Linked DNA regions of Mus musculus: region 2 is linked to region 1. Evidence: chromatin contacts called from ENCODE POLR2A ChIA-PET data. All regions are on one chromosome and are shown on one strand. The core of a region is the stretch at or near the end of the contact, and the rest is flanking DNA. Distances in the headings are between cores, read along the strand shown. Region 1 holds the start of Gpr19 (G protein-coupled receptor 19). Region 2 holds the start of Apold1 (apolipoprotein L domain containing 1).

Region 1 (5,682 bases), core at 2,785-5,284:
GTTTCAAGACTTTCACATTTCCTTTTTCATTCTGATTTCTTGAAATCTAGTATACTCTATGTTTACAGTCCATCTTAATTTGGACCAGCACAGTTCACTGCTCCACAGCCTGCATGCTGTTCAACAAAAACAGGTATTTTTCTAACGCAGCGGGCAGGTAGCCTTGAAAGGCTATGACAGTAAGACCCAATGCTACTTGAGATGTCGTTGTGTACTTCTTACCAGCACACGATTTTAAAGGTTCCTAGGGAAAGTTTAAATGGCCTACACCTAACGCTAAACTTGTTATTTAGAGAGGCACTTATTTGTGACGGGGCCTCACACAATCCAACCTGGCCTTGGGCTGATCTTCCTGCCTCCACCTCCGAACTGCTGGGACAACAGGTGTGCGCCACTATGATCAGCTTCCTAGGTGACTTTACAGAATGCTATTTTCTGTGTACCTACTTGTAGTTCAATCTATGAGTTCAATATATGATGGAGCTCTGGGCAATAAAATACAAAGGGGTGTCTGCGAAGTCATAGTGGGAAGCAACTGTCCTTACGAGAGTGACTTCAAGAGGAATGCTGTAAGCTACTCACACTCCTTACCTTTACAGATGTTAAAGATTAAGTAGCACAGGCTGGCTCCTGTCTCAGCCTCTTGAGTGCTAGGATTATAGGCATATGTTACCCTGCCCGGATGTCTCTTTCCTTCTGTTTGGAACATTTCATATGGAGAACACGTTTAGGGGGGCGTGGCAATTGCCTTGGGATAATGACAAAAGATTTTTAACACAGTAAGATAACAGAAGGGTTCTTTTCTTATCAGAGGTGTACATTTATGAAGCCAACCATGCAAACAAAGGGCAAAGGGAGGCAGGGACAGAGTTCAGTGGACTCTTCCTAAATAGTAACAACCCAAACCTACCCTTCTTCCTGCTGCTGCTTCTTTTGCGGAAGGCTCTGTCCATCATTACTACTTCTTCTTCTTTTATTTATTTATTTATTTATTTATTTATTTATTTATTTATTTATTTATTTATAGACAAGGGTCTATGTAGTCTTAGCTATGCATATGTAGACCAGGCTGGTTTCAGAAGGCTCTGTCCATCATTACTACTTCTTCTTCTTTTATTTATTTATTTATTTATTTATTTATTTATTTATTTATTTACAAGGGTCTATGTAGTCTTAGCTATGCATATGTAGACCAGGCTGGTTTCATACTCACTGAGCTAGCTCTTCCTGCCTCTGCCTCTGGAGTGCTGAGATTAAAGGTGCATGTGTCACCACCAGCTCACGTCATTCCTTCTTAAAGCATAACAAGGGCCTTGTATGTCCGAAAGCATAGAACTCAAAGTGACAGCAAGGATTTTAAAAAGAAAAAAAAGTTGCCCACCCTGCCCCCACCAGAAATACCAAGAACTTGTGTGTATTTTGTCAATACATAGACACAAATGACAGCAGACTTTTTAGTACTTTATGAGGTCATGGCAATCACAGGCAAATCTGCCTAAAAAGTTGGCTGCAGAAATGACACTGTCAGTTTTTTCAGTTACTGACTGTAAAATCTTTGCTAGGTATATTTTCTGAGTTACACGGGAGACTAAGTGGGTGACCATTACTCTGGTTTGATTCTTCACCAAAGGATTCCTTTTCAATGAAGAAAGACATTTTGTTTGATCACTTACCAGGCCTACACTAATTTTTATCACATGTAGGCAAGTTAGAAACTCAAGGCTTCACTTTCTTTTAAATCCAAATGTCTTACATTTAGTGTTTGAGTGTAAAGACACTACAGCCCACATGTAGAGGCCAGAGGACAATCTTTAAGAGTAGGTTATCCCCTTCCACTGTGTTCATCCAGGGGATCAAATTCAGGTCATCTGCACTTGGTGGCAAATGCATATACTCACTGAGTAGTCGTGACAGCCCAGCAACCTTTTAATTGTCTTTTTGTGTTTTCTGTTGTTATCCATTGCCAGGTTGTTTGAGACAATGTTTTCCTGCACTCCTTAGGCTGGCTTTGAACACCTGAAACTCCTAAGCCTCCCAGAAACTAGCTTTGAAGATGAAGGTCAGACTTTTATCTCTTGAAGAAAAAAAAAAAAAAGACAAAAAAATTGTTTGCTGTGTGCATTTACATGCATCACGTGTGGTTCCCACGCTGGGCAGGAAAGGGTACTGGATCCCCTGGAGTTGGAGTTCTCAGAGTTTATGAGCTGCCATGTGGGCAGTAGGAATTGGACTCCAGTTGTCTTCAAGAGCAGCGACTGCTTTTCATCGCTGAGCCATCTCTGCAGCCCCGATGGACTCTTCATCTAACTCCCATACAGACTTTCCATTAGAGCCAGATTATACTGTTCAATGCAATCCTTTAGGGTGGCTAAGGTGGCGTACCTCTGTAGTCCCCGCACTTGGGAGAATGAGACAAGAGGATTCCAAATTTGAAGCCATTCTCCATTACATAGCAAGACCCTCTCTCAAAAAACAACCAACCGCTACAATCTGCAGTGATAGCTTCTTTGAGGACAGATGTCAGTCTTAACAAAGGAAGCCCTTTTTGAGTTAGTCTAGTCATAAATATGAACAAGAAATTCATTCACCCTCTCTGTATTTTCTCTCTTATGAAGGAAATGTCAGGTCAATATAGGTGTGGAAAACTGGTTATCATTCTACCTCAAGTAAGCTATTGTTCTTATCTATAATAGAGAACCTGTTTCTTTGTTTAAAACAGCGTTTCATGTAGCCCAGGCTGGTTTATGACTCCATACGTGGGGATTGCCCTGAACTTCTGATCCTGCCTCTATAGGTCTACCACCAAGTCCCATTTTACTCAGTTCTGCATAAATCCGTGGCTTTTAGGCAAGGAGCCTACCAACTGATCTACAAACCCCATTTTTTTTCTTCTTCAATGTACCACCATACCCAGATTGTATAGGAAAAAAAATGTTCAAAGTATGCTAAATTTTACTATTATATTGAACATAAAAAAAAAAATCCGAGGTGAGATGATAGCTTCTCTTGAGACAAATGTTGGAAGCATGACAAGTCTTCAAGTTCTGACCTCTTCTGTTCACATACATACATTTCCCCCTTCTTACTGGTTAAAATCTCACTTTTTCTGGTAGAAAAATGTTACAAATCTAAAGACTTCAATCTCACCGGTCAAAAAATAGGGTCTAATAAAATTGCCAAATAAATTCCATTGTTTTGAAAACTAGAAAAATGCTCAGGCTTAGCTAAGTTGCCAGTTATTAATTTTTTTTGAACGTACTGGAATCTATCAATAGAAATTCCTTCACAAATCAGTTTGCCTCTACTTGCAAATGGATAACCATATCTAAAATAATCTATGCTTATCAGATAATATTTTATGAGCACTGTCTGAGTCTATTTAGAGCGGACTTTGAAGGGACATTCAGACTCTTATGAACTAACTGGCTTCTGCTTTAAAGGGCTACTGCTTCTAGTGTCAGCTCTTTCTAGTTTCAAAATTTGCATGGCCGCCTTTCTGAGTCGCCTTCAAGAACAGTCTTAGCCCAGTCAGGAATTGCTCGAACTCCGGCGGCCTTAGGGTCAGGCTTATTTGCATCTTTGCTAAACAAAGTCCATCCTTTGAGGCGTCAGCGCCGCCGGTCTTCGCTCTCACGCTCCGCTGCTCACTTCAGCGACGGTGGCGTGCACAGCACCTGGGTCATCTGTGCTCACGATCCTGCCGCGACACCGACTCTGGGCGTTGTGGTTCTCATTTCAGGGCTCCGAGATTCCCACGGCACACTCGGCTGCTCGCTCCCTAGTCCCGGGACTAGGAGGCGCGGTTTTCCCGGAGAAATCCACGTCAGCCGCGCAGGCGCAGGCGCAGGATCTGGGCGGAGGGAAGGGGCCTGCGCTCGGCCCGCGGTAAACAAGCACTGCGCAGGCGCCGTGCGCCAAGGTGATTTTTTTTTTGTTTTGTTTTTTGTTTTTTGGTTTGCATAGCATCATAAAAAAGGGGGAAGGCCAAAGCAAACCCTAGCATCTTAAGACGATCGACGGTGTGGCTTCTGCTACTCTCACTCTGAGGCACCGGCTGCGCGACCATGGCAGCCATAACTCTTCCACAGAGCTGCCGGCCTTGAGCTCTTTCGCTCACTGTCTACACTGAGGCTGAGAGGACAGAGAAAAGACAGAGAAAAAAAAGAAGAAAGAAAGAAGATTTAAAGGAGAGGTGGTGGGCGGTTCCCACAACGCCACCGTAAAGACCTCTGTGCCTCTTTCCCCAGACAACGCGAGATCCTGTGCCAGCCGGGACTCCGCCCCCGCCCCGCCCGTGGCTGTGTGCGCATGCGCTGGGCTTTTTGGCGCGCAAACCGTTCAGAACTTCCTGCTTGGTCACAGGTGGCCCCGTCGGCCCCCGAGGGATGTCAGTCAGGTCGGAGCCGGGGATTCACGCCCACTGCGGCACGTCCTTAGGGATTTTTCGGTCAAAATTCCACTTGACTGTAACTCGCCCCCCCCATTCTTCTGTTCTCGTATGGGTCATGAGGTCTCCGCGAATCCAAGAGTCAGAGTGGGAAGAGAACCCCTCGCGGTTTTTAAAAGATGTTGCGATTTCGTTGTGTGGCACGCGAGCTAACTGGCATAAAAGGATAAATCTGGGGAACGAACGGGACTTCCCCCCCCCCACCCCCGAAGATTCTGAGAGGCTGTGAATGTGGACCGGGCTAACACAGTGATATGAAGATGAGAAGTTTTAAAAATGGAAGGAGCCAATGAAGGCTTGAGAGATGAGGCTAGGAGGAATTAGAGCAGTAGAGGAAGTTTAGCTTAAAATATTTACGCATATTTATAAGCAAGTAGGCAGCAGTGCCGCATATTTAGTCTACGATAGCGAAGTGAAATGGGGATGTCTTTGAGTGCAACAGAAACATTTTTTAAAGTTGTCGCAGGCAAGAGCTGAGGTTGGGGCGGGGTAAAACAGATAATCTGGAGTCTTAGGATGTTGCAAGTGTGGACCGCTCTGACTGATTTGGCCTCTTTTCTCTCTCAGGGGACGTGGAACACCTGCACAAACTGGATTTTTGCCCTATCACGACTCTGAGGTACCATCCGGCAACTGAAGTGTCCTCTTTCCAATAGAATGCCTGGCCTCTCCCACCAACTTCACGGTTCAGCCGGAATGAAATTTGGCTAACAAGTCACTCAGATGAGTCACTGGCTCATTACAAGATTATAGATTTCTAATCTATAGCCTTCCAGTTGTGTAGATCTTAGGATTCACTCTAATATTGGGAGCAGTGCTATATAGTACAGACAGTATTGTCATTTTTACTGTCCCTGGAGATTGTTTGCAGGACCTTGCACAAGTCCCGCAATGCATGATGCTCAAGTCCCCTGCGTAATGAGGTATACTATTTGCATATGACCCTTGTACATCTTTCTGTAAAGTTTAAACAATCTCTAGATTATTTGTGATATGTACATCGATGTAAATGCTATGTAAATAGCTCCTGTACTATATTGTATAGGGAGTAATGGCAAGAAAAGCATTCAGTACAGATGCAAATTTATCTTCTCTATTTTTATATCTGCTTTTGGCTGAATGTGAGGATGTGAAACCCATGGATGTGGGGGGTTGACTCCTCTCTCTCTCTCTCTTTCTCTCTCTCTCTCTCTCTCTCTCTCTCTCTCTCTCTCTCTCTCTGCCTGTGTGAAAGA
Region 2 (5,405 bases), core at 2,540-5,039, 84 kb before region 1:
TTTCTAAAGGATAATTTAGGAAGATATTGAATAAATTAGAAGTACTTTCTTAAGCATAGATAGCAGGTTTCTTACAGCCCCAAAGTCAAAATGTGACAGATCTCTATCATAACACAATTTTATAAAAACAGAATTTCATAGGACAGGTTTCCAAGGTCTAAATGTTTCCTTCATGAGTCTCTATTCCTCCACTCCTGAATTAAATAGGTTTTCTTTTTCAAGTCAAGTGCTTTCTGGCAAAGTACCTTCAGGACACACAGGCTTAATCATTCATATATTCCACAATTCAAGACTCCATTTACCAGTTTAAAAATCAGTTTAGTCTCTCTCTCTCTCCTCAGGACTCCCCCATCTTACTTACAGGGATCGTGCCAAACACTAGAGAGTCCTCTCTGAGGGAAAAAGACTCTAGAAATCCAAACCTGACCTCCTGGAAAGAGCCTTAACAGACTCCCTTCCTATTCAGACCCTTAATATTCTTATTATTTTCTAAATGCTATAGTTAAATAAAATCAAATGTAAATAATACACAGAAATTAAATAACTAATTTTAAATAAATAAAGATATGGTGTCTGGAGTTTTCAGAGGATAAAGAGGTTTGGGGTTTTTTTTGTTTGTTTGTTTTGTTTTTATTTTTTGTTTTTGATTTTGTTTGTTTTTGCTGGTAACTTCACATTACCTCTGTACCAGTCTCTACATGGAATGGGCAACACTGCCCTCTAAAGGGTCTGTGCTGCTCTGTCTTCTAGTTTACAGGGGACAGAGTAACTGGCTTTACAAGCACACAGCATAGTCTTTCTTGGGCTGCTGGGCCAGTCTTTCCTGGACTTTCTGAGAGTGACTCTGAAGGTCCTTTCTTATCTCAGGGCTTCACAACAGGGTGTGTTCTTACCACCATCTGTGTCACTGAACAAGCCAAGTCTCAGCAAGAGAAGGTGGCTAAGTCACACGACCGGTGGGGGACAGAGCCTGTGATCAGTCCAAGACTGTTTAACTCAAAGGCCGTTGCTCTCCTCTTTGTGGTCAGTTATTTAAAATTGTCAGGGACTGCATCTCACCCCTCCCCCAGCTTCTTTACAGAAGTGAAGGCGGGTGAGTATGTTGGGATTAAAGTGACTCTTCGGGTGGCTTTCCCTCTCAGGGTACCTAGAGGTGTGAATTTGAAGCCATGCTGGGAAAGTATGCAATAGTCAGATTTGGTCTATGAGTGGATAAACTGGGGTGGGAAGAGCAGAGCAAGTCAGCTCCGCGGCCCAGGTTGGGTCTACAATCCCTACAAAGACAAAAAGGATCACATACTCAGTTGGGATTACACAAGCGAAAAGTCCTTCACACACACAAGGAGCTAAGGACTGACGGAAGCCCTGCAAGAAGAGTTCCTATCATCCTTTGCACTCCACCCATGTAGCACTTCCCTGTGGATGCTACGACTCTAGAACATTCCATATAGGTAGAGGATGCTCTTAGAAAAACAACGCTGCGTCCAGATCAGTGGAGATCCTGAGGTTGTGGCCACGGCCGGCCTTGGTGCAGAGCTGGACCCGGGACTCCAGCTGCTCACTAAGTTCATCCAGGGCGCCAGTGCACGACTCCAGGCTCTCTGACAGTTTCTGAATCTTGGCCTTCAGGACGGCCTGGCTCACTTTGGTGGCCCCCTCGGCACGTCTGGGGATGAGGAAGCCACGTGAGCCGAAGAAGACGATGAAGTAGACAGAGTTGTAAAGGGCCATGGAGGCGTCCCTCCCGCTCTGCAGCAGCTGGCGGTCCCTGCGTCCCTGCCACTGACAGAAGAACTCCAGGCAGCTCAGAAGCTCGCGCATCTGGTCCTGGCAGGTGGCGGCGATCTCCTGCACCCTCCGCACCTCCCGGGAATTGCAGAAGATCAGAGAGAGGTCGGACGTGATGGTGACTGCCCCTCCGGCGGTGGCCACCCCTAAGCCCACGGCCGACGCCACGAGCGAGGCTCCCAGGGTGACCGGGCTGAGTGACAACCCCACGATGGCTGCCAGGGCACCAGCGGCGCTCAGAGAGCTGCCCGCCACGTTGGCCGCCAGGGAGCGCCTGCGTAGCCGCTCCAGCCTCCGGGCCACTTCGCGCAGGCGCAGCACTTGGCTGTGCAGCCGGCCACGGCGGTCCAGCAGCAATCCTTGGAAGCGCCGCAGCGCATCGGCGCCCTGCGGCTCCCAGGCCGCCCGCTTCTCCATGCCCTGTGAGGGACATAGACGCACAGTTAGCCCGAGTTTCCGCACCCGTTGCTGCCCTAGGCTAGAGCTGCCCGGTGCACTCTCTAGAGAGTCCTCAAATAATTAATAGACTTTATGCTGGGCGTGTTGCCTTAATGGTAGATCACTTACCTAGCGTTCAACCCTCAGACTCAATCCACAAGGCTGCCGAAATGAATACACGAATAAATAAACCACTCAGGACTGGGAACAGGGAGGTAGGTTACTACTGGGTTATGGGTCAAGTTTCCAAAGGCTCTGGAGCCTGGGACAAGTCACACAAGTTCCCAGAACCCGTTAACTGTGCGTTCCAACAGAGATTATGCTGTCTTCTGCTTTCCTTCCAGGGAACAAAATCTATGGACACCATCCACAGATTTAAATAAAGGTTTAAACGGGAAGGTGGAGACTATTAGAAAGCTGCTCCAGGTAAATGCTCTGAAAACAGAGACTTTGCTCTGTTTTCAAAATGACACTTGGGCTGAGGATGCAGCTCAGGGGTAGAGCCATTGTCTGGTGTGACACCCTATTCTATTCCCCAACTCCTGACAAACAAGGACCAATAAAAAGAAGAGAACACCTTAAAAGTAGCAAACCGTGCATGTAACGTAACAAAAACTTTTCATTATGTGGAGACTTGTGTCCTAGGGACTCAAGGTACTTGCCCCCCCCATTCTCATTATATCATTATATTCTCTCTCTCTCTCTCTCTCTCTCTCTCTCTCTCTCTCTCTCTCCTTCTCTCAATGTCCCTGTCCCTCTCTCTAATCCTAGCACTTGGGAGGCAGAGGCAGGATCATTGAGAGTTCAAGGCCAACCTGGTCTAAATACTGAGTTCTAGGCCATCCAAGGCTACATAACAAGAATTTGTCTCAAGGTAAAAAAGAAAAGGTGCTAGCTAGCAGCTCACTGGAGGCTTCCTTGGGTCCAGATGGACTGAAGCCAATAAAAGGTGACTAAGGGAGAAAGCTGAATGTACCAGGTTCATCTGTAAAAGGCCATCTGTCCTGGTAATGAGGGAGCCCCATTTTCATACACACTGTACTCTCCACCAGTCAGAACTTCTTAAAGGCACCAAATAAGTCACTGAAAGAGCATGTCGGACCTGAACGAGCAGGGCAGAAGTTATTTAATTTTTTATCTTTCTCCATTTGTTTTTGTTGTTTTTAAAGACAGGCTGTTACATAGTCCAAGTTGACCTCAAACCCCCGATTCTCCGGCCTCCACCTCCTGAGTTCTAGAATTCCAGGCTTGCATCGGCATGCACAGCCAGAACTCATTGTCCTCGGTTAAGATGAAGGCCTTTAGAGACCGGCTACCAACAGCTGATGTTTCTCAGTGCCCCCAGAAGAACACTGGTCTCCTGACTCATAGGTCCTACAGCTCCTGGTTGACCTCCATGATCTAGCTGACCAGTAAGAAGTTTTCAGGTAACAAGAAGGTTGGGAAAAAGTCACTCCAAATACATGACGCCTCGAGAGTTGACCCCGATATCACCAATCCCATTGCAGACACATCCCTCGGACTCCCCACTTACCCTTCACTCTGGCCTCCAGGAAGAAAAGTGGGAGACTGTTTCTGGACGAGCATACTTTATAGCTCCCAGGAGCCAATGACGGCTCTGGGAAAGCCTTGTCTCATTCTGAGAAGCTGCTGTTTCCTGCCCTGACCCCTGCTGCCTTCGGCCAGGATATGACATGTTGGAAAAAGAGACGCTGGCAAAGCACGTCCCGTATTTAGGAAATGAATATTGTGTGTTCGCTTTCCCCTCCAAACGCAGGAAGAGAACCACAGGCTCTTCCCCAACTTGAAACAAGTGCTGTCATCTCCCAGTGGGGATACCCTGCCTTTCCTCTCCTGAGAATAGCTACTGACGCCATCGGGGGAGGCTTTCCCACATGCCCCAGGCTGCCCAATTATAGTGTTTCTTTGAGAGGACTCCATCAGAAAATCATTTTTAAAAAGAAATAGGAGGGACCGGAAAACTTAATTATGATCGATACAGCCACTCATGGTCCTTTTCAAAGAGCTTTGTGGGGATGTAAGTAGCTGAAGCATGTGACCCATTAAGGGAGGGCAGCCAGCACCAAGGAGCGCCTAAAATTCAAGACCACGCCCACAGGAAGTGCTGCGTGCAGTTTAGGGCATCTCCAGCTGTGGAGAAGACACAGGAGGTCTCAAAAAGGGCACACTGCGGGGCCAAGTGCGTCAGAAAAATCACTGGGGTCAAGCTGCACACCGAGCTAATTATACACTTTCCATGGCAGCGGGGAGATGATGGCTTCCGGGGTTTTCATATGAAGCGAGGACTGTAGCTTGCATCATGGTTAAATGAGTGGATTCTAGCTACAGGTTCCCCAGCAGGGTCTGAAAAACAGTTATCTATTACAGAGCGTGCAGGCGGGGAAATGAATGTAGCTTCTTTCTGTGCCTTTACCCAGACCAGATGGCGATGCACCCCATAGCTATCCCTGAAGCAGTTAGGGTGGGGGTGGGGGGAGGGGAGAAGCTGAAGCTTAGTTGGGAAACCCAGTCTCACCAAAGGACCCCTGACACCATCGTCAAAGGCCAAACTGGTTTTCACCTAAATGATTCATGTCTCCAGCTGGAGGTGCAGTAGACTAGCACGCGGAGGCCCTGGATTCTAACACTGGCACCCAGAAACCCATCACTGTGGCCCACCCCTGTAATTCCAGCACCAGGAAGTAAAAGCTTGAGGGTTAGACATTCAAGGTCAGCTTCGGATTCATAGCTAGTTGGAATCCAGCCTGGGCTACGTGAGACCCTGTTCCCAAAACGAAACAAAAGTCCCCCTTATTCATTTGGAGTCTCTTGCATCTGTTCAGTGCGGTCTCACTATGGAGTTCTGGCTAGCCTAGAACTCATTAAGTAGATCAGACTGGCATTGAACTTGCCTCTTGCTCTGCCCCATTTGGAAAGTTTCAACAGCTCTATCATTGTAGAACACAATTAAGCCCCTCACTTTCGTATGGATAACCTGTCTTTACCAGAGCAGTGCCACCTGCAGCACACCCTGCTGCTCTTGACCTTGATCAGTCAGAATTTAGTCCACGTCCAAGTGTTCTGGTTATAGCTCCTACAGAATAGACATAACCGAGCAGAATGGCCCCAGCGTCTACTTGTACTCTTGAGATAAGAGGCAGAACGGCTGGGCATGGTGG

Evidence for each region. ChIA-PET counts read pairs that join two places held with the same protein, here RNA polymerase II (POLR2A).
Region 2: POLR2A ChIA-PET joins it to region 1 with 10 read pairs in Patski. The contact joins the promoter of Apold1 here to the promoter of Gpr19 in region 1. POLR2A ChIA-PET finds 5 or more read pairs at or near these places in 4 of 5 experiments (Patski and embryonic stem cell).

Annotation. Positions count from the first base shown.
Region 1 is chr6:134,896,546-134,902,227 of GRCm38, reverse strand. Gpr19 (G protein-coupled receptor 19) reads left to right here and starts at 4,034. Exons shown (of 4, transcript NM_001362050.1): 1 at 4,034-4,396; 2 at 5,015-5,066. 2810454H06Rik (RIKEN cDNA 2810454H06 gene) reads right to left here and starts at 4,267. Exons shown (of 1, transcript NR_029441.1): 1 at 1,443-4,267. RefSeq lists a cis regulatory region at 4,087-4,622.
Region 2 is chr6:134,980,385-134,985,789 of GRCm38, reverse strand. Apold1 (apolipoprotein L domain containing 1) reads right to left here and starts at 3,789. Exons shown (of 2, transcript NM_001109914.1): 1 at 3,761-3,789; 2 at 1-2,208. The coding sequence starts at 2,205. The coding sequence ends at 1,465. It overlaps Gm36428 (a long non-coding RNA gene), which reads left to right and starts at 2,145. Exons shown (of 3, transcript XR_003956531.1): 1 at 2,145-2,652; 2 at 3,396-3,653; 3 at 3,735-3,892.